Regions from separate parts of the Mus musculus genome. Here regions 1 and 2 are each linked to region 3. Evidence: chromatin loops called from intact Hi-C (ENCODE). Cell type or tissue: left cerebral cortex. All regions are shown on one strand. Links, peaks and the distances in the headings refer to the core of each region. The heading gives the core; the rest is flanking DNA. Region 1 overlaps Gm38469. Region 2 has its middle 11 kb from the start of Gm6961. Region 3 holds the start of Gm38469.

Evidence for each region. Hi-C counts contacts between places; a loop is a spot of excess contacts. Peaks named below come from ENCODE experiments on the same cell type or tissue, not always from the same donor. Only the 100,000 strongest peaks of a DNase experiment are listed, where the experiment ranks them.
Region 1: a loop joins it to region 3, with 2.2 times the contacts of the local background. A loop is called at or near these places in 4 of 42 quality-filtered maps.
Region 2: it touches region 3 in a loop (3-fold over the local background); 17 of 42 quality-filtered maps call a loop at or near these places.

The regions. Positions count from the first base shown.
Region 1 is chr15:96,161,429-96,168,463 of GRCm38, reverse strand. The region is part of intron 1 of Gm38469; the gene reads left to right. Among named protein-coding and RNA genes, the nearest start is that of 2610037D02Rik, 33 kb to the left of the region's middle. In left cerebral cortex, for the core only: no CTCF peak of the experiment used is centred there; a DNase peak (open chromatin) is centred at 3,086.
Region 2 is chr15:95,759,057-95,766,091 of GRCm38, reverse strand. No RefSeq gene overlaps it. Among named protein-coding and RNA genes, the nearest start is that of Gm6961, 11 kb to the right of the region's middle. In left cerebral cortex, for the core only: a CTCF peak has its summit at 3,015 (motif pointing left); a DNase peak (open chromatin) is centred at 3,006.
Region 3 is chr15:96,283,523-96,290,557 of GRCm38, reverse strand. Gm38469 reads left to right here and starts at 3,160. Exons shown (of 3, transcript XM_011245785.3): 1 at 3,160-4,542. The coding sequence starts at 3,305. The coding sequence ends at 4,048. It overlaps Arid2 (AT rich interactive domain 2 (ARID, RFX-like)), which reads right to left and starts at 3,036. Exons shown (of 21, transcript NM_175251.4): 1 at 2,772-3,036; 2 at 2,571-2,664; 3 at 1,406-1,503. The coding sequence starts at 2,863. In left cerebral cortex, for the core only: a CTCF peak has its summit at 3,741; DNase peaks (open chromatin) are centred at 2,792, 3,000, 3,804 and 4,975; H3K4me3 peaks cover 2,500 bases; H3K27ac peaks cover 2,235 bases.

The DNA.
Region 1 (7,035 bases), core at 2,111-4,610, 120 kb after region 3:
AAGTTGATCAAAAATGGTCTCTTTTACTAAGCGATTTATTTGCTCAGTAGATTCAGTGTTGGTTGCATCTGATGGTGCACCCAGGGGCCTGAGACAGGAAAGCTGTAAATTTAAAGCTTGTCTGGGTTACAAAGGGAGTTCAGTGCTAGCCTGGGTAACTTAAGGAAATCCTATCTCAGAGGTGGGGGCGGGGGCAGTCAGATAGACACAGAGAGAGACAGAGACAGAGAGACAGAGAGATAAGGAGACTGAGAGATGGAGAGAGACAGAGAGATAAAGAGACAGAGAGATAAAGAGACAGAGAGATAGAGACAGAGAACTGTAGCCCAGTGGGGGTGCCAGCTTGCCTCGCATGCTGGCTTCATCCCCAACAGAGAGTGGGCATTGAGTATTTCTACCAGAGAGGGCACAAGAAGTCATGGTCACTCATAAATATGTTTGCTTGGCTTTTTAGCTACTATAGCCATACTTTTAGATGGAGACCCATCTAAAATACATGATATGCTTCCCACTTGACCAGGAAAACGGCAAAGACACAATGGAAAGGTCATCGTTATGAACCAGAGGCCCCAGCCAGACAGTGCTATGTAACAAGAGCATTACAGAATCTTCTGAGTGCACAGAACCATAGAAGCTTCTAGAAGCTTCTAGAAGCCATACACAGCTTCTAGAAGTTTTATATTCTCTGGAGTCCTTGTTGACACCTGTCAGAATTTTCACCTGAGTGAAGCACCTCTCTGTTCCACTTGAATATATTAAGCTTTCAAATCAACCAAAAAGCAGGTTGAAAACTGTTTGCAAAGCAGTGCTGGGCTCTGAGTGTGGGCTCGCCTCCCAGCCCCACACATGCATGCGCATGTAAATGGAGAGACTTTGTTAACAATGTCTACTTCACCAGCTCAGAGCTGTCCTTTTCATTAGGTCTTGGTTCTTGCCTGCCTTCCTAACCGGTATGATTGCCCTGTATTACCATGTTGGAACACTTCCTAGGAATAACTAAAATAATGTGCAAACCTGTCAAGAAGTGAGAACACTTCAGTGGCAGACACGAAGCGAAAAGCACAAACAGGAGGAGGCGTAGGAGAACAGAGACTGGCGGCTATGGGGATGTGAATATGATAAAAAGCTAACCACAGAAGCCTGAGGGTCCCCAGAGCCTACATAAATGGCTGCGTGTGGTGGCAGAGCCCCACAGAAGGCAAGCCGAGACTCGAGAATTACCCCAATCTCATAGGATGTCCAGCATGGAGTGTGAAAGCAGAAGCAACAGAGATCTTACCTCAGCAAAGGGGGAGGTGACAACACACTCCTCATAGTTGTTCTCTGACCTCCACATACATGTCATGTACCAACATTCACCCATGCATGCGTGTGTGCGCACACACACACACACACACACACACACGTATGCACACACACATGATCACGCAATGCACACTCAATGTATATATTTGTTTTAAAAAGAACACAGTAGGGGGCTGGTGAGATGGCTCAGCGGTTAAGAGCACCGACTGCTCTTCCAAAGGTCCTGAGTTCAAATCCCAGCAACCACATGGTGGCTCACAACCACCCATAATGAGATCTGATGCTCTCTTCTGGTGTGTCTGAAGACAACTACAGTGTACTTATAAATCTTTGGGCTGGAGTGAGCAGGGCCAACCACAACCTCCATTCCCAGCAACCACATGAAGGCTCACAATCATGAGTAGAGTGTACCCATATACATAAAATAAATAAATCTTAAAAAAAAAAAGAACACAGTAGATACAGAGTGTTTAGATATTAGGAATTCTGCCATTTTCATTATTTTTGTTTAAGGAAAGATAAAATTTTGTTCGCATAACGCACATTTCTTTTTAAGACTGAAGAGAAATATGTTCTATTTTTAAAACACTATGCTAATGTTTTACATTTGTATCAATTATGCCACCTGTTCTTCATAATTTAACCGGTTATAAACTTAACAGCACTTGACCCAGGTGCATACTCCCAGGATGATTGCGATGGGGCACCACAAGTGTGGTGATGCAGTGTGCACGGGGTCTCTGGACGATGGGAACTTGGTCTGATGTGGGGTGGGGGTAGGTGGGTGGGGTGGGGTTGATGGCTGATGGTCTGTTTCAAAGCTTTCTTTCTTTACCAAATTGCTTACATTAAACAAATGTGGGGGGGGGGGTGGAGGGGGTGGAAAGGCCATAAATAACTCTTGGGAGTTGAATCAGTAGGACTGGAACAAGGATAGCTACAAAGTTACCCACCCTGGCAGCTCGGGAGATGTGCCAGTCCCAGGAGATTCTCATGGAAGACCATTGACACTATGTTATTTACTTCTCTTCTTGCTGTAACAAGAAGAAACTTAAGGAAGGGTTCATTTTCCATTACTGTTTGAGCAGAGGCAGCACAACCTTGGGGTAGCGGGTCACATTGTACTTGTAATCAGAAGGCAGAGAGCATTGAATGCTGGAACACAGCATAAATTCTCCCTTCTATTCAGTCCAGGACCCCAGCCCACCAAATGGTGCTGCCCACAATTAAGGTGGGTCTTCCCACCCCTAATTAACCTAATCTGGATGTTTCACAAACATTCCCAGAGGTTTGTCTCCAAGGTACTCCTAGATCATGCCGCTGTGGCACTATTAACTCCCATAGATGTCGCCAGCGCATGTACTACATGTGCCCACTGTAGAATGAGTTTAAACAGTTTATGTGTTATATATCTTATCTTATATATCTTATATATCTTATCTTGTGATTCATTTCACATTGCCAAATGTACCCACATCAAGGATAAAGTCTTCTGAGGAAAGGATGCTAAACTCTCCATTAACGTAAAATATAAAAAGAAACTTACAACCCACAGTACTCCATGAAGCAGGTCACATTCTGCTGAGGCTTATCTATGAAGAAGAGAGGAACACACAACAGGAGAGTAGGACATTTGCATTCCATTCAGTCTTGGGCAAAACATTTGATTTGGCATTCGGTGTGATTTTCCTGGATGCATCATTTCCAAGTAACCCTGGTAATACCACAGCCTCCCAAACTGAAGGAAGCTAAACCGTGCCTGCAAGAGGTAAGAAAGGGACACAGCGTGCGCTCTGACAGCCTGCCTCATAGCAGGCGACACTCTGTGCTGCTCTGACAGCCTGCCTCATAGCAGGCTCTGTGGTTCACGCTTTATGAATTTATTAATCATCTGAAAGAGAGAATGAGCAAGTGCTCATGACAGTTGCGGGGAAGACCGGATCCGGAGGTGTTACAAGCTTTGATAAATGGCCAGGATATGAACAGCAGTGTGGTTCACAAAGACCAAAAACAAATCAGAAATCTGGGATGGAAGAACACGAAATTGCTTTCTGGAAGATACAAACAAATATCTGGCAAAATTACACCAGATGGGATCTCTAGAGAAGAGAGCTGTGTGTGTGTGTGTGTGTGTGTGTGTGTGTGTGTGTGTGAAGATGGTAGGGAGTTTTAGACGAATGTAAATGTGCAAAAGAACAAGGTTGGCATCGATCATGGTGGAGCATGAGCCTCGAGAGGGAGGGGGCTGTGCTCCCTCAATATGAGTGTGTTTGAAATCACCCGGAGACAACTGTATTCCAGTTTCAGCACCCAAATAAACAAGTGATGCTGACAGTCTTGGAAGGAATCCAGGGGAAAATAATGGAAATGATTAATGGAAGGAGGGATTGATTTATGAAGATTTATGGAGTGTATCATCTGGGTTAAGCGATGGCAGAAAATATGATGATACATTCCGGAAATGACGGCAGTACTTATATTTCAGATCGGAGGGTAGGGATGTAAAAAAAAAAAAATAAATAAAAACAGGATTAAATAGGGTAGAATTAATTTGCATAAACAAAAACAGGATTGATTTTTTTTTTTTTAAAGCAGCTCTTACAGAACAAGTCTTAAGATCACTAACTACGTTGGTTGACAACTACTCAATTACCCATCAACTTTTAGGGTACATGTTGAAGTAACCTCAGATGTGACATTATGCTTAGAAACTCACTGAAAGAATGATGGTGTTCCAGCGGTAGTATGCATAGAACAAATTTATGTGTTATCTCCTGAGTGAATTACATGTGACTGGAAAGGGGCTAGTGGAAGGACTTAAGGGACTTATGTTGTCTTAAGGGACACCTGCCTATGTACCTTCGTTTTATCTGTCAGGATAGTTTTACATTTTTAGAAATACTCATCAGGATGTTCTCTGTCCCTAGTGAACAGACACAGGGTTGCTTCCATGTCCTTTGTGAATGGACATTTCAGCACGACATTTTTAGACTGAGTGTGTAAAGTAACTTCGTTATGTTCCCATTGCCCACTTACCACGTTAGAAGTAAGTACTTTTCACTGAAGAGAAACAAGGCCTTCAGGGCAGAATCAAGTCCAGACAAAGAGCCTTGCCCAGGGGTTCCAGTCTGATGGGGCCTTCTTAGGGACAATGAGGCCGCTTCAGAACTTAGCATATTACTGGCAACGTTGCACGAGTGAGCTGAGGTTTAGGGAGATCTGGTTGAGTTATCAAGTGGATCCTAAAGGAAATTCTTGAGCCTAAAGGAAAATGAGTACACTTTGTTGATGGTAAGATTAATATAAATGGAAAACTTTAAATGTCACGTGGCTTAGCTTGAGGTTAAATTTACAGCTCAGCTCTGATACTGTGTTGGCATATGTAATGAAATCATTACAAATTACAGTGATCCCGTGTTTCCTGCCATCATTACGGGATACATATTCATCACCTAGGGATTAGGCGGTGACTGCCTAGTATACAATTGGCCCTCAATAGATATTTGTTAGATAAGTCAATGAATGAATTTACAGTGGTAAGTTAAGGCTCTAAAGTGAGTAGGTCATTCCCTAGGGATCCTACAGATCACCCCCTGTTAAATCTACCTATACCAATGCTCACCTCTCCAGCACCAATCAGACGTAACTGGATTGCCCCTCCCATCCATCTCCTTTCGCCTCTCGTATTCTTACAGGTTATACATTATCGTTTACAATATCACAATTGATTCACCAGGCATTCACAGAGCTGTTCCTTGGTCCTAAGGGCTGGGCTCATGTCTGGGAAGCAGGAAGAATAAGACGAGTTGTCTTCTAAAGGAATTTACAGCCCTGCTGTGAAGACAAGCCAATGGATTATACAGTAACTATAGCCATATCTAAGTATGTGAAATGAATAGCCATAGCTCTGAGATGAGTACTGCAAGAGGTAGCTGTGTCCAGAGTCAACGAAATACTAAGAAGAAAGCCTCAAAAACCCAGGACAGAAGTAACATGCGACCAGAGTGCCAAGCTCTCTGTTCCTCTCCAAGGATCCCCTGGCCCTCACTGTGACGGACGGACGGAGTCTGCGCACACATCGGCTTTTGGAGGAATAGGAAGATGCACCCTGAACCCCATACTTTGCTTGCCCTCTGCATTCTGTAATACGGAAAAGCATCTCTTTTTGGTGGGGAAGTTTGGCCTTTAATGCTCTTAATTGCCTGCCAGCAATGACAGAACGGTTTGCTTAGGATTGATCGGCGACTTCTGCATGCAGTATTATCATGTCCGCGTCGGCTGTTTCCATGACGTCCTGAAGAAACTATTTAAAATGAAAACAGTTGGCAGGACTTATTTGATGTGTCAAATAAGAAGTCCCACTGAAGACTCTTTATTCTCAGCAGGACTGAGGCATGTAAAATTGCTGGTTTGCAGAATTTTATCTTCACGTATTGTTTTTATCAGCCTATTTTGTCATGGGCGGTGGAAGAACATGGAGTAGCTACAGCCCAGCCTGTGGCCCATAATATCTAAATAAATTTAAAAAAAATCTACTTAGCTACATATCAGATATGCTTTATTCTGTCCACATAACCCTGAGGTTTTAAAATTTAATTTATGTTTCTGTTGACTGAATGTAAATAAATAAAAAGTAGGAAGTTCTTTGCGCAGCACTCTCTCAGGGGAAGGCCAAATAGAGACAGCGTGCTCTTAGGTCGTTTTATTTTACAATCTGGATCCGAGGTGGCAGATTTAAGACAGGTTCTGTAGATTGCTGTTTGGCTTTGATTACGAAGGCCCGATGTGAACAGGATACGCACCATGATATAATATTACTATCCATCTTCTCCTTCCAACAGATCTTAGCGTCCAGGAGTAAATCACCTGTAGTCAGATCCTAATGCCGCTCACGGGTTAAACCCCCTTCCCGATCTCCATATGAGTTTAAATGTTAAGTGTGTTACCTTGTTGAAGTACAGTTGAGATTACCATCAGCTCCATTATCCACTTCAAATTTCAATACAAGGACAGCAGATAGGAGAGAAAAAGCATGTGTTTTTCCTTCCCTTTTGAAAGCTGCCAGCCATACTGCATTTCACCCATGGAGCTGAAGGTGCTGCCTGCCAGTGGTCCCTACGGAGAAGAAAATGTACACAGAGCGATGATGGTTGAATAGTCAGAGAGTTCCACAGAGGCCATGCCACCTGGGGGCTTTTAGTTTAGACTCTGAAAAACATTTTAGTTACGGCTCTCAGATTCTTTTTTTTTTTTTTTTTTTTTTTTTTACCTGCTTATGAACAACATCTTGTGCTTCTCATAGGACTAATTTTTTTGTAAGCTATGACACTTTGTTAGATGGGCTAATATAGGGAAAGCACATAAAACATTCCTAGCATTCCGTACAGAGTAATTCCTGGCAGTGGTGTTGAGGATGAGAAGAAAATCACATTTTTAATCAGGCTGCAAGTTGGAGAGACAAGAGGTACACTGGGGGGCCTGAGAAAGGGGCCTTTTCGGATTTACAACGGGAATCCCTCATTTGCATCTCCCATACCTGGTCTTGATTTTAATAGTACCAATATGTTGTGGGAAATAATAAAAAATATGCAATTCATGCTAACCGAGCGGACCCTGGCGGGCTGGCTGGCCAGGCATTGGCGGGCCAAGGAGACTAACTCAGAACTCCAAAATCTCTCTACCCAGCTCGCTAAACTCCCACTGGCAAGTCGCTACCATGCCAACCTCACA
Region 2 (7,035 bases), core at 1,600-4,099, 520 kb after region 3:
TCCACAGTTGCAGTCCTTCCAAAGGTCTGATGGATTATGGCGCCATCGGTAGATGAATGAATCCTTTGATTAGATGAAAGCCATCACGATCCAGTTACTTTCCAACAGCCCACCTGTGAATATGGCATTGGGGACCAAGTCTTCAGTGAATGGGTTTTTCAGGGGCTATTTTATATCTCAACCACGAAGCACTTTGACACAATGGGGAGCAAAAGTGGACCTCCCTAGCTGCCTGGGCATCACCTATTAGAATGCTGTCTGTTACCATCATCGATCTTAAAACGAGGGAGCAAATTCCACTAACCCTACACTAATTCCTATCACCATACAGACATCCTCTGAGAACATATTACTCATATGAACATAGACTTTTGTTTGTTTGGTCTTCAGGACCTGGGTTTCCAAGCTTACCTTTCATCCATTATGTTATTAAATGAATTATTTTATTTTATTTTTAATCTAGCAGTCTTTTGTCTGTGCCTGGACTTCCTGGTAGAGGGTATGCACAATTCTGGCAAGTTAAAGCGGAATGAAGAGGTGCTAGGAGCAGAGACAGTTGGTGAGTGTTCTTCAGATTGGAAAACTTGGCACTCGACGGCAGTGGACAGAGTCCAGCAGTTAATGGCGGAGGGATTGAACCATGACTTATTCAGTACCCATCCTGCTTGCGGTATTCCAAATGTCAAGGATTCGTTCTGTTACATTGTTTCCATTTTACATCCGGAAATTACCCGAAGCATTCATTGATGACCAAGGCATGAAGTCCTTACAAATTATTCATTTGTTCAAATTGTTCTATAGGCCATTAGAGTCTTTTATGAAGCCTTTTTATCAATTATTTGTAATGACAATTTACACATTTAGCTATATTTTTAGTTTGCTGCTTGTTAAGCCTTAAAGCCTTAAAATGAGACAAAAAAACCTGCTTGAGACAATGTTTCACATGAGTGAAGTGATTCAAAAACAACAGCCAAAGACGTGGATCCAGCTGAATTCCCAGGGAGTTCCACTGACGTGATTCAAAAGTGTCTTTTATTATTACTTCACAACATTGAAAAAAAGTACATTTACTTATTTATTTAGGCGGGGGCTGGGTCATCTTCAGAGTGTGGGATCTGAGGTCAGCTTTTGGGGGTCAGTTCTCTCCTTCTACCGTTAGGGACCTGGGGGTTGAACTCAGGTTGTCAGGCTGGGACTTGAACCCTTTACCCACTGAGCCATCTCATGAGCCCCCTTTCACAACATCTGCCTGTCCTTTAGAGTCAGGGTTTCCTTAGTTACTCAAATAATATGGTGAGAATAATATTCACACAGCATGCCCCCACACATGCAGAATTGCACAGTGGACTTTGCTAATGATGCCACATATGTCCCCAAGGCTTCCTTTATGGGACCCCCTTTCTTTGTCTCCTCTCCCCTCCTTCTGTTCCTTGTTCATCTGTCATCTGGTTTCGTCCCTCCCCACCTCCCTTTTCTCTCTCCTCTCCTCTCCCTCCTCCTCTTTTCCATTCAGTCTTCTCCTCTGCAGTCTGTGCTCTGTCCTTTCTCTTATTCTTCTCTCTGAGTAACAGTTGTCGATGTATCAACAGATTGTTTACATTGGAAGGCCATCAACAGGTTGTCTACATTGGAAGGCCATGGCCCTAGTTTGAAAACAGGTCAACCAGGAACAGATATTAATTTACTTTGTGCTTACAGAATACACGAGCACTGATGTCTAAAGTTTCATTTTAACACCGTGATGTGCCACAATGACAATAATAATGATGTTGGGGCTAAATGATGTCATGGGTCACTTGTCTGGGTCTGGTGACAGCACTTGGGAGTCAGAGGCAAGAGAATCTTTGTGATATCAAGGCTAGCCTGGTTTATATAGTGACTTTCAGGCTAGCCAGGGCTACATAATGATGTTCTATCTCAAAGAGAGAGAGAGAGAGAGAGAGAGAGAGAGAGAGAGAGAGAGATTGGGGGGGGGAGTGTGCAGGTGATCAGATTTGCCAAGCTGATTGGGCAAATCAGTATCATGATCAGCACTCAGACATTATAACTCTGGAGTCAGTGTGTACCACGAAGCCGTGCCCAGGAGCAACCATTAAAAATAAATATTCTAGTTCTCTTTAAAACCCACTGAACAGCTCTTATGGATGAAATTAATGTTGCAAGATAGTATTATGCCACAGGAGAGGAGAAGGGTCTTTAACGTCCTGTCTCCAAATGTTCTGCTATCACCAATAAGACAGGACCTGTAGGATGCTTTTAAAGAATCATCGTCCAGCATCCTTCTGATTGGTTATTTATTTATTTATTATTTATTATTATTAGTTTTTTACTTCAGTCTGCCTAAATGCTCTGAACAGAGACACACCTGCTATGATCCTGGAGACAGCAACATCTAATGAGTCAGCAGAACGGAATTTGACTGCCTATGTCTTGACCCAGTAGCCAACCACACCCGACACACCCCCTGACTATCCAAGCCGGAGTAAGGAGGGATTTGAGTGCTAACTTCCCCTACACCATTTACGCAGGGCTCCCGCTCTCCCAATCAGTGCACTTGAAATAAGCCACTGTACCTTGGGATGAAGAGTCTGCAGGACTCCAAGTCATTCAAAAACAGAGTCTTATGAATAAATATAAGAGAGAGAGAGAGAGAGAGAGAGAGAGAGAGAGAGAGAGAGAGAGAGAGAGAGAGAGAGGAGGGAGGGAGGGAGGGAGAGAGAGAGAGGGGGGGAGAGAGAGAGGGGGAGAGAGAGAGAGGGAGAGGGGGAGAGAGAGAGAGGGAGAGGGAGAGGGAGGGAGAGGGAGAGGGAGAGGGAGGGAGAGAGAGAGAGAGAGAGAGAGAGAGAGAGAGAGAGAGAGAGAGAGAGAGAGAGAGAAAGAGAGAGAGAGAGAGAGACCTGATTAGGATGAGCAAACAGACCTAGGGAGTTCAGATAACCACGGAGACTCAGCTGAGCTGGACCAAAGCTAACCTCTTGATTCCCGGCTCTGGGCTGCCCCCTTGTGGTCAGCCTTGAACAGCGCTGGTTAAACTGACCACCCCTGACAATGTCCTCTCTTTCATTTCTACCCTAGAAGGAATAAAATGACAAACTGATTTACAAAACAACTAGCAGTCGAGTCTCCATCAGGTCGTCGTCTGCTTTCTATTCTAGTGCTTCTAAACACTGTGAACACGCCTAGCCTTATAAACGCTGTGAACACACCTAGCCATGGTCACATCGCATGTATCTATTTAGTCTGTGCAAGTTGGGGGGAAAAGTACAAGATTGTCTACCTACAGTGACACACTGGTTTTAGGGGTACCACAGAACCACAAAATTCTGCCTTTGTAGATTATCTTGCTTATGCCTCTCACTAACTTCCCTGCTTGTGAGAAAGCACGAAAATTGACATTAAAATTCTGCCGCGTGAAGCTGCTGTCTCTCTTTGGCAACGACTCTCAACCTTCCTAACACTGCAACCCTTTGATAGAGTCCCTCATGTTGTGGTGACCTCCAGCCATAAAAGTATCCTGTGGCTCTTTCATGCCTGTAATTTTGCTACTGTTATGTGTCATAATGTATATATCTGGTATGCAGAGAGTCTTAGGCAACACCTGTGAAAGGGTCGTTCAACCCCAAAAGGGATCGCGACCCACAGGTTGAGAACCAGTGCTTTAGAGCCTTGCAAAGACACGCACTGTACTGAAATTCGTTCTTCTCATTTTCCCCTGACGTGCTCCTCAAAAGGACGCAAGGTTCACGTGATGTCAAGCGGCTTTGCTATTCTTGGTCTGAAGTTTCAGAGATTAATGTCCAATATTTCATACACATAGGCACATATATGCACACATGCATAGAAAATTGTCCCCTAATTACTATGTTTTACTAATTTTTATAAGGTATGAAAAAGGGGGGGCAAGCATTTGACTAAAGCAACTTCCATACCATAGCTGCCTTTATCTTTGTGAGATGCATACAAGACCTACAGATGTTGCCTGAAGTGTAGAGATGACCAAATCCTATGTGTACTATACATGTCCTACATAAGAATGTGTACCTCTGATAATCTTTAATTTACAAATTAAACACAGTAACTAACTAGCAACAGCGAATAACAAATCAGAGCCATATAAGGATACAATATCATCACAGCTGTGTGAGTAATGCCACATCTTTCTGTAAGTATCTTCCATGATAAACTCATCCCTCCTATAACTGAAATTGTGAGAGGCCCACCCACACATAAGGTGGGCTACCACATCCCAGTTCAGGGCAAAAGTCAAAGCAACCTTAGAAACCATTCTTCTAAATCCGCAAGCCAAGAGCATAAGGTGAGCAGTCTGTTTTTAACTTTACAAAAGGAGGTGGGAGGTTCCGGTCCCTGAACTTGATGGAACCTGAGCGTGGGTTAACCTTCAAGGGACACTTGCTGCTGCAGTTCTGGAAAGGCCAGCTCTGGACTGTAGTCTGCACGGGCTCAGGGTCGACTGTTCCCACAACAGGTGGAGCAGATGGCGACTTCTCCTGGACTCATCCCAAGTTGGGCTTTGCATTTTTTTTTCAAGAGAAAAATCAAATGCTTTGATGAATGTATCCTTCTTCCCTGATGCTAGAAGGGTTTAGTTCTGGCTTCCTTTCCAATGGTCTGGTGGAGAGGATGGCGAATTTTTATGAATTTTTTTTGCTGTTTTCAGGCTGGAAAAGAAAGAATAGATAGAGCTTCTGTGGGATTGACTTGGAACCATTGAGATATATGCATACTTTTGTGGTCTTATTTCCTTCCTTCCTTCCTTCCTTCCTTCCTTCCTTCCTTCCTTCCTTCCTTCCTTCCTTCCCTCCCTCCCTCCCTCCCTCCCTCCCTCCCTCCCTCCCTCCTTCCTTCCTTCCTCCCTCCCTCCCACTGAAACATGACCTCTCTACGAAATCAGAGATGCGACTTTCTTTGCTAACTGATGTTGAAGGTATATAATGAGAGTACTCCTGTTTACCATGACAGGAAACATCATATGCTTTCACATGGTCAAAACCATGCAGGAAGTGCTACTGGAAGTGTTTCGAAGGGACAGATGAAGTGTGGCAGTTAGGGTCCCTGATTGTGAGTCGAAACAGTGACTTATACTACTTCAAATACCTGAATGGCGCTGTTAATGCCAGAAACAAAGGCAACCATCTGTATTCCATTTTTATTACTTGTAACTAATTGAAGGGATGATCTCCCCCCGCCCCAAAGTCTCCTTACAGGCAGAATAACACCTGGTGGCGTTCATGAGATGCTAGCATAGTTAAGACTACGTCCCTGAGGTTCATAGAGTGCTCCCAAAGTGCTTTCTGGAGTAAGACAATCACCATCTCGAGTCCTTCTGTTTTTAAATGACTTGAGCCATTAGGCACGCTTTCTCACGCCAAGGTGGACTCTCTCTGTAAACACCATCCCTTCCCCTCTACTGTGAAGCATTAAACCTAAGAGCTGTCCCTCATTGGTGTTAGACCCAGCAGGTATGGACAGTCCAGGCCACTCTTGGGTTCTGGCATCTCCCCCTCTCCCGGGTCACCTCGCTCACAGGGTAACACCCTGGTTCTCATCCATCCTGCCAACTGTGCTGGTCTGCTGCCTGGACGCTTCTAACATTTTACACCATCATCAAATGCCCATTCTCTGTGCTCGTGTAGGTTTGATCTCTTAAAGCAAGTCTTTCCTTCTTACCCTACCATCTTCATCTTTTGTTTTTCAATGAAAAAATTATTCTATTCTTTATTTTCTTCCCCTTTTCCCTCCAGACCTCATGACCTGGTATCTGTCTTCATGGTCTGCTGACATGGTCTGTGATGGTGTCACTGTGGACCATGAAGGTGAGTTGACAAGAGGCTCTGAGAGTAGACACGAGGGTCAATAGGTGCAGATCAGCTTTCAATTCACACCTCTGGCTGCTGTGTGGTCCTGGTGATGTGTTTACATTTTCTCAGTGTTGGATTCCTCCTTGGCGACAGGAATTATTGTGAAGGCTAGATAAGGACACAGTTTGAAGTCTGGCCTTTACTGACATGTGGTAATTGTTACTAATATGATGCAATTTGATGCTTTGATACCCATGTGTGGCGGAGAGTAACGAGTCAGGCTGATTAGCAGTCCCTCATCTCAAATATTTATCAGCTTACGGTATTTTTGACTATCCCCTCTTTTAACCATTTTGAAATATACAGTATGTTATTAATCATAGTCACCTTGCTATGCAATAGAGCTGACTGCGCCATTGAACCAGTGTCTCATGGTAATCAATGCATTATTTGCTATCGCCCACAGCTATTGTGTTAGTCTATTTGTGCTTCTATAACAAAATAACCAAGGCTGAATAATTTATAAACAACAACTGTGTTTATAATATTATTTTCTCCTGGTTTTCTCCCATCCCTTTGAACATTTCTTCTGCACTTTCTCCTGGTCTATAGCTAAAATGCTCTGTTTGGTCACTCTGTATGCACATGTTATTTAAGATTAGATTTAGCAGTGAGAAGTTCCAAGCCTCCCCAAACAATGACGTCAACAAGAAAAAGAATAATTTTCTTCTCAACGTCTGGATGTGGAGAGATCGGTGCTAAGGTGACAACTGTTCACAGAGTTCCTGAAGCTCCTCCTAGTGTGGTCCTTGCTCTGTTCAGCATCCATCTCCAAGGTCACCTGTGCCTTAAGCTCAGTCCTTCAGGTCTGAATTCTCACAGGAAGGGTGCAGAGCAAAGGGCAAAAAGGAGTTGACAGCTGCTTTTGATTGGTCTAGACTAACTCGTATGGCCACTCCTGGCTTCCCTAGGCGTGAGACATGCAGGTTGGCTGGGTTAAAAGGTAAGGATCCTACTGAGCAATCAGATCTACTCACCGGCCTCCATACCATGCCAAAACGCTCCTGGGTGTTATCCATTTTACGACACATGGCATTCACACAACTATCTCCAGAAGTGTACCTGAGCTCTCTAGGGATGTCCTAAGCTGGGTAACTTAAGACACAGATGCTGTCTCACAGTTTGGTATGGTATGTATTCTGTACTGTATATATGT
Region 3 (7,035 bases), core at 2,578-5,077:
AAACATACAAAATACTACAACTGTGTTTGAATTGATTAGTACAAAGCCCTAACTTGTATTATCACAACCCTCTCAAATCCTCTCAACTATTAGAAACAGAAATAATCAAATGACTATCACTCCGTATTAAATTTTTATTTCTAACTCTATTACTAAGTCAATGGCTTGGAAATTTCTTTTTTACTTTATCCTTTTATTTAACAAGGTACTCTGACACCTAATACTATCACACACACACACACACACTCTCACCCTGGTATATTCTAGAGTGCCTATGGAACTCACTAACTGCCAAGTGCTGTCAACTCTTCAGCAAGAAGTCTGAAGTCAATCTAAGGCAGCCAATAGGAAGTGCACCTGTGCAATTTACCCTGTTTCCTATTTCAGAATCCTGAGTGCTATGCAGAGTGACTAGCGCATTTGAAGCAATACAAAACTCCAATTATACACAAGCTACATTACAAATATAAAACATGCTATCTTGTAATATCATCAGTAACAATACTTATTAGACATATTAAGAGCATTATTTTCATTTTAAATAACTAAGGTTACTGTGGATAATCAAGGAAAAATAAAGGTTCCCTTCAAAATAAAGTACAACATGAAAGTATAGAAGCAAACCTAAGAAAAAAACCACTAAGTCACAAAATACATTATCTAGACTGAATCATATAAACAAAATAAGAAATTTACTTTCTTGAGTAAGCAGTCAAAATTTAAGGAAATGAAAAAAAAAATCCAACCGTAATACCCAGATTCAAACCATCCCCATATTCCTAAAGATATTGGATATTTTTAAGTTTCTCAAAAATTCAATTAACAACAAAAGAGTTCAAAAGTTAATTCTGATCAGCCAAGGTATCTTCATTAGATTATTTATGTAAAAATATCCCATTGAAAACCCACTGAGGAACAGTTCCAGGCAGTAAGTTTTCTTTTAAAAAAACAAACAAACAAACAAAAAGTCCACAAAAGCCAGAATTATGGGCGGCTAAGGAGTTTCCAAATAAAGAAGGTGGGGGGAACTCTCTCTCCCACAGGTTACAAAGTTTCATTAAGTATCCCAAGTCTTTTACTAAGCACCTTCTTTCCTGTCCGGTCCCCCCTCCACACCCCCCCCCCCGTGGCTATCAAGCAGTCAATAACAATGTCACAAAAGAATGTTTACAAGGTAGGATGTGGGGTGTCGCCTGTAATGACTTTGTATGAAAAATATAAATGATTGTATTTTAACCTGAGGAGAACGTCAGCCTCCTACCATCTCACTGTATTGACAGCAAATGCTTCTCAGACTGCAATTAACAAGGGATTGGAAAACTGGTTAGAGCGCAGATTTTGTTGTTGTTTAATCGCCCCTAAGTCCCTCGTTTCCAAATACTGTGGAAAAGTCACCACTACTCACCGCAAGTAATACTGTTTTAAAGCAAAGGCAGCGTTGGAACAACTTCTGGGAAAGTTGAACTCTTCAACAATTTCTCCCCACTGATTCTTCTCAGAAACCTGTTAAAAACACAGGCACACTTGTCTCAAAGTGCCCAATCCAAGAAAAACCTACCCTAACCTGGAAGCTAAATGCCCCTTCTGCAGAGATCTGTAGACACCTAAGGAGCAGTGGGTGTCTGGGGTCGACCCACGAGAGTTACTAAGCCAGGGCTGCTTGAATCACTATGTTTTCATCAGAGAGCCCTGTATTTAGCAGCACTTGTTTTGTTTTGGGGGGGGGTTGGTGGGTTTGTTTTGTTTTTGAAGCCCGGACAATAACCAATCGCAAGTCCCTCTGTCGCCCCCTTTTAAATCTCAACGCGGTCCGTTTGCAGTAAAGAAAAAAAAAAAAAAAAGTTCAAAAGGATCAATACTGCTCCGGACAGCGACGTCCGCGAGCTCTGGGGGGGCCGGGGCCGGGGCCGACTCCGATCCCTCTCCCAGATCTATCCATCTCCATAGGCCCTTCTTTGAGGCCTACAGCTTCTGCCTAGCCTTGAAGCCTAAGATGGCTATTTGCAGACAGGTCCTGCTTTCTTTTGTTAGCTGTAGAAAGCCAGGGCGAGCGGGCCGAGGCTGTGCCCCCGGCCGCCGGGATCATTTCGCAGCCGATTATCGATGTTAAACCTGCCCGCGCTAATTTTGAGTTGCACGAAAACTGCTCAGAGTCTGTGTGTCTCTGTGTCTCCGCCTGTGCTAGAGCGGCAGCGGCGGCGGCGGCAGCGCTGACTCGCGGGCGGGCGGGCGGGCCGCGGGCTCGGCGGGCGGCGGGCGAGCACTCCACTCGCCCGCGCTCCCCGCCGCGCCGCTCAGACCCCGCGGGGCCGGCCGGACACCGGGCAGGGCGCTCCCCGCCGCCGGGCCGCACCGCCCGCCCAAGCCCCGCGCCCGCCGCGCGCACGCGAGCCACCAGGCCGAAAACAGCCCCGCCGCCGGCCGCCTCCGTGGGCCACCGGCTGCGAGCGCCGAGAACGCCGTGTGTCCCGCCGATCGCCCCCCCGACCCCGGGCGCCTGCTCCCGGGTCGGAGCAGACTTTTCCGAGCAGGCCAGCGAGAGGGAAATACAAATTAAAACTTCCACTCACCTTCGCGAATCCGCCTAAAGTAGTGACTCTGGTGTAGAGCCCGTGAAGATCCAGCTCCTTCCCACCCACCGCAGGGATCTTCTTAAACGGCGACCTGCGGGCGACAGAAAGCCCCGCACTTGTCACCGGGACCCCGCGCCCGCGGCGGGCCCCCGTTCGCCCCGGCTCGCCCCGGCGCTGCCCCCCCGGTCCTGCTCTCACCCTCTGCTGTGGTGGAACTGCCGCAGCTCGTCCAGGAAAGCCAGTCCCTTCCTCCGCTCGTCCGGAGGCGCCTTCCCCGTCGAGTTTGCCATTATTTTGCCAAAGGAGGTCTCCCGAAAAAACCCAGATCGCGGTTCAAACGCGGCCCCCGCTCCCCGCGCTCCCTACCAGCGCCCGGAGCCCATTCCTCGGCCGGCGGTGGCGGGGCTCAGTCATGGGCCGGCGGTGGCGGCGGCGGCGGCGGCGGCGGCGGCGGCGGCGGCGCAGGGAGGGAGGAGGGAGGGGGAGGAGGCGAGGAGGAGGGGAAGGAGGGAGCGGGAGGCCAGGGGGAGCGCAGGGCCGGAGGGAGGGGAATTTCTAAAAAAGTTTAAAGAAACGGGAGCGAAACTAGAGGGGCAGGCGACGGGCGGCCGGGCGCGGAGCCGCGGGGCGAGCGCGGCCCCCACCCTGCCTCGCCGCCTCCCGCGGCCCGGCTCTGGGCCGCCTCTCAGCGCCGCCGGCCCTGGCGGCTCGGCCCGGGGACGCGATTCAACATGGTGCTGCGGCCGGGGGGCGCACGAGCCGACCGGGGGCCGGGCGAGCCGAGGCGAGGGGCCCGGGCGGCCGCAGGCCTGGGAGTTGCGGCGGCGGCGGCGGCGGCGGCGGCGCGGCGGGGCCGGGGCAGGCGGGGCCGCGTGGGGAGGGGGAGGTCTGTGTGGTGGCTTGTGGAGAGCGGGGTGACAGCGTGGATCCGGGCCGCGGCTCCGCGGGGCCCTCGCACACATTCACGCGCGGCGGCGGCGGCGGCGGCCCGGGCGTCCCCGGGCACAGGCTCCGGCGGCAGCCGAGCCGCTGCGCGCCGCCCGCCGGCCTGCCTGCCTGCCCGCCAGCCTCCCGTTCTCTGCTGCCGCCGCCACGGCCGGGCCGCCAGCGCCGCACAGCGCCCCCCGAGGGCCGGCCGCGGCACTGCGCCTGGCTCCACACGGTCGCGGCGGCTCCTCGCGGGGAACAATAGACTCGGCTCGCCCGGCTTAGGGTTCATCTGCAATGTGCAGCACATTTCACACGCACACAAAGCGGGCGGAAAGGGGGGCGGCGCGGGGAAACGGCCACTACCGGTTGTTCCGGGCTTAGGGGTGGAGGCGATGTTCGCGTCCCCGGCGGCGCCCGCCGGGCCTCCGGCCACACTGAGAAGCAGGCTCGCTCGGCGCAGCCCCGGCGGCCGCGGACGAGTCCGCTCGCCCCCTCTGGAGACGTTGCTAGCGGGAGGCGTTGGCCTCCGGGCTTCATCGTGCTAGCACGAAGCCCGCCGAGCACATGGTCCATGATGGGGCCGTAAACTCACTTTGACAAACTGTAGGATCGAATAGGCTGGAAACTGCCTGCCCTACTTTTGTGGAGCTAGAGTAAGGCTTTTCACTCGTCCTCCCTTTTTTGGTCGGTTTGGTGCACCGAACCCGGAGGTACGCAAACGGTAATCGCGCCTGTTGGGAAATAACCTCCCAACTTTGAGAATAACACTGCTTAGGTCTTTTTTTGCACTAGTATCTGAAAAAGAGGGCAAAATGTTTTTCCCTTTCAGTTTAAAAAAAAAGAAAATGTGTACATAGGGAATTCAAAATTTGTATCTTTTTTTTTTTTTAGTACCACTTAAATTTGCATTTACCCGGGTGTTGGAGCCCTCCCCGGTCTGCAAATGTGGAGAGCCTCATGCTTCTCCTTTGGTCTACTAGGATTCCCATTTTAGAGACAGCCACCAGTGGCAAAGTCACTAGCCCAAGGTCACAAGCTGGTAAGAGTCTGGATGGGTTTATTTCAGGTAGTCTTTCCGATGGGAGCACCTATCGGGTGACGGGGAGGAGTATATTAAAAAAAGAGAGAATTATGTAATAGAGCGGAGCGTGCTTCCGGTACTCACTCTAGGAAACGGGTTTATTTCCCAAGTAAAGTTTATGTCTTCAGTGGGGTCGGGATAAGGTGTGGCTAGCAAATTCCTGACACCCGAGGACCAGTGAGTGCCTCGCAAGCCTGTGAGGGGCGGAGACCCTGGCCGAGGAGGAGGAGGAGAAGCCGGCCGGGCCCGAGGCGAGGCGAGGCGCGCTGGTGGGGAGAGCCGGGCTGGGCCAGCGGCCGCCCCTTCCCCCGCCGCCTCAAGGGCAGCGGCGAGCCGGGCTGGCCGGGCTGTGCGGATTCCCTGCGCTCCGCACTTGCGCACGGCCCCTTGCGTAACCGTCAGCGCCGGGGATTCCCTAGAGGGGGGTCACTCTCTGCAACCATTACACACAGCCGAGCTCCGGCCGCCGCGCCTCACAAAATGGCGGCGCCCATGGATCCGCCGGGCGGCCGCTCCCCGGGCCCCATCTTGTGCGCGAGGCGAGAGACCCGTCACCGTGGAATACCTCCGCCGAGGATGCAGCGGACCCGGGGGGGAAGCCCGCGTGGGGTGTGGGGGGGGGGGAAGGACCGCGTTGCCAAGGACGTCGGCGACTCCTGGCCCGGCGCGCCCTGTCCTCTTCCGTCTTCTCCGAGCGAGGCCGCGCGCCACGGGAAGGGTAGCTGAAGGCAGAGGCGGGGTGGGCTGGACTGGACTCGCGGCGGGGTGACCGCGGGCCCCGGATCCGGAGGGACGAGGACCGGGAGGGCCCGCCGCCGTCGTCGTGCGCGCTCGCCCGCGGGGACCGCGGAGGGCCTTCCGGCTCCAGGACCGCGGCGGAATCGGCGATGCCCGCGGTGGCGGCCCAAGGCGACCCGGCGGACGGGCCCTGCAGCCGCGGGCGCCGTGGGGACGGAGGCGGCACGAGCCCTGACTTTTAAAGTCGTCGGAGCCCAACCTGGGACTACTGTACGTTGTTGATGTCTCTAGGTGGACGTCGGAGCGTCCTTCCACCCCACTCCTGCGCCGCCGGGCAGGCAGGCAGGCGGACTGGCCTGCTTGGCTTTGATTGTCAGGTCCAGGAGCAGAGTGGAGGGATGACATGTCGGCCCTTTACAAGGGGGAGGCTGACACTCGGAAGGCAGCGAATGCTACGAGTGTGTGTCTATCCACACACGTACTTAGTAGCAATTTTGGTTTTCAGAGAAAGTGTCAAAGGCTTGGAGGGAATCTAACCTTTTAAAGCTTTTCCAGGAATTTTTTAGGGTTGCTTTCTGTAGAAGAGGTGTAATCCTCAAAACGGAAGTCTACTGATGGATAGAATTTAAATTCTTAACACTTTGACTAGTCTCTGTTTAGTGAATACAAACCTAAAAGTTGATGTTATCGGATGGATCACAGAGCAGTTCAATTTTCCTGAAATCAGCGCGGGGGGGGGGGGAGGGAATAGGAGACCAAAAGCAGCCATCTGGTTATTTGCTTGGAAAGGAAAACTTAAGGGCAGAGGGGAGTTTATCTGGGTTTCTGTGTCATCTTCCAGTTGCATTAGCCATTGTGCTTGTGTGGTTCTGTGGTGACTCGTTGAGATACTATGATGGCACCTGCATATTTCCGTCTGAGCACTGAACAGTCGCCTTCTGCACATTCCACAGCCCATCTTCTGCCCCGCCCTGTGAGTGCTGCTGGCCCATGGAACACAACATAGTTCCTGGTCCGGTGTGTTCCTACTGATGGCTACCATATTTGATAAGTTTAGCTACGACTGCTCAGTCTTTATCCCTCGCAAGGATGCCGTCTGTGTCTTAGCACTCACCCAAGCCGCAGGAGAATATTTTTATGCTTTTGTACTGAAGTAACCCCGGTGGGTAGTATCACATTTCTTATTACCATAATACATTCCCAATAGTGGGCAGCATAGAGCAGGTGGAGCCTACACAAGGCGTGTTAGAGATGTGCTGACAGTTTTACAATAGGTATTCTCTAACTAATTTGATGTAAAGTACAATATAGCTCAGAGCTTTCAAGCATTAATGAAAAGCATTCCCTTAAACATTAAAGCGAGAGTGAACATTGTCCAAACCTCAGTACAGCTTACTGTTCTGATGAGAAATGCGACAAAGACTTTATGCTAGGAGAAATGTCTATCTTTTTTTAGTAGTGACTGCAAGTCCAAGTCAGAGATTCCTGCTGTGTAGATCTTTGTCCCATACCATCTGTCTGCTTCATCACGAATTATAAAAGTTCCTTTTCAAAAAAGCATGTCAAAAAAAATTAAAAAAAAAAAACCCACCCAATTTCAAATTATTCATGTCAGGCATGGGATTTCAAGGAGCAAATTAACTTAGGTGAAGACTGGGCACGTCAGCTCAATTTGAGATTTTGGGTTACTGTAAGGTCTACAGAAATGATTTG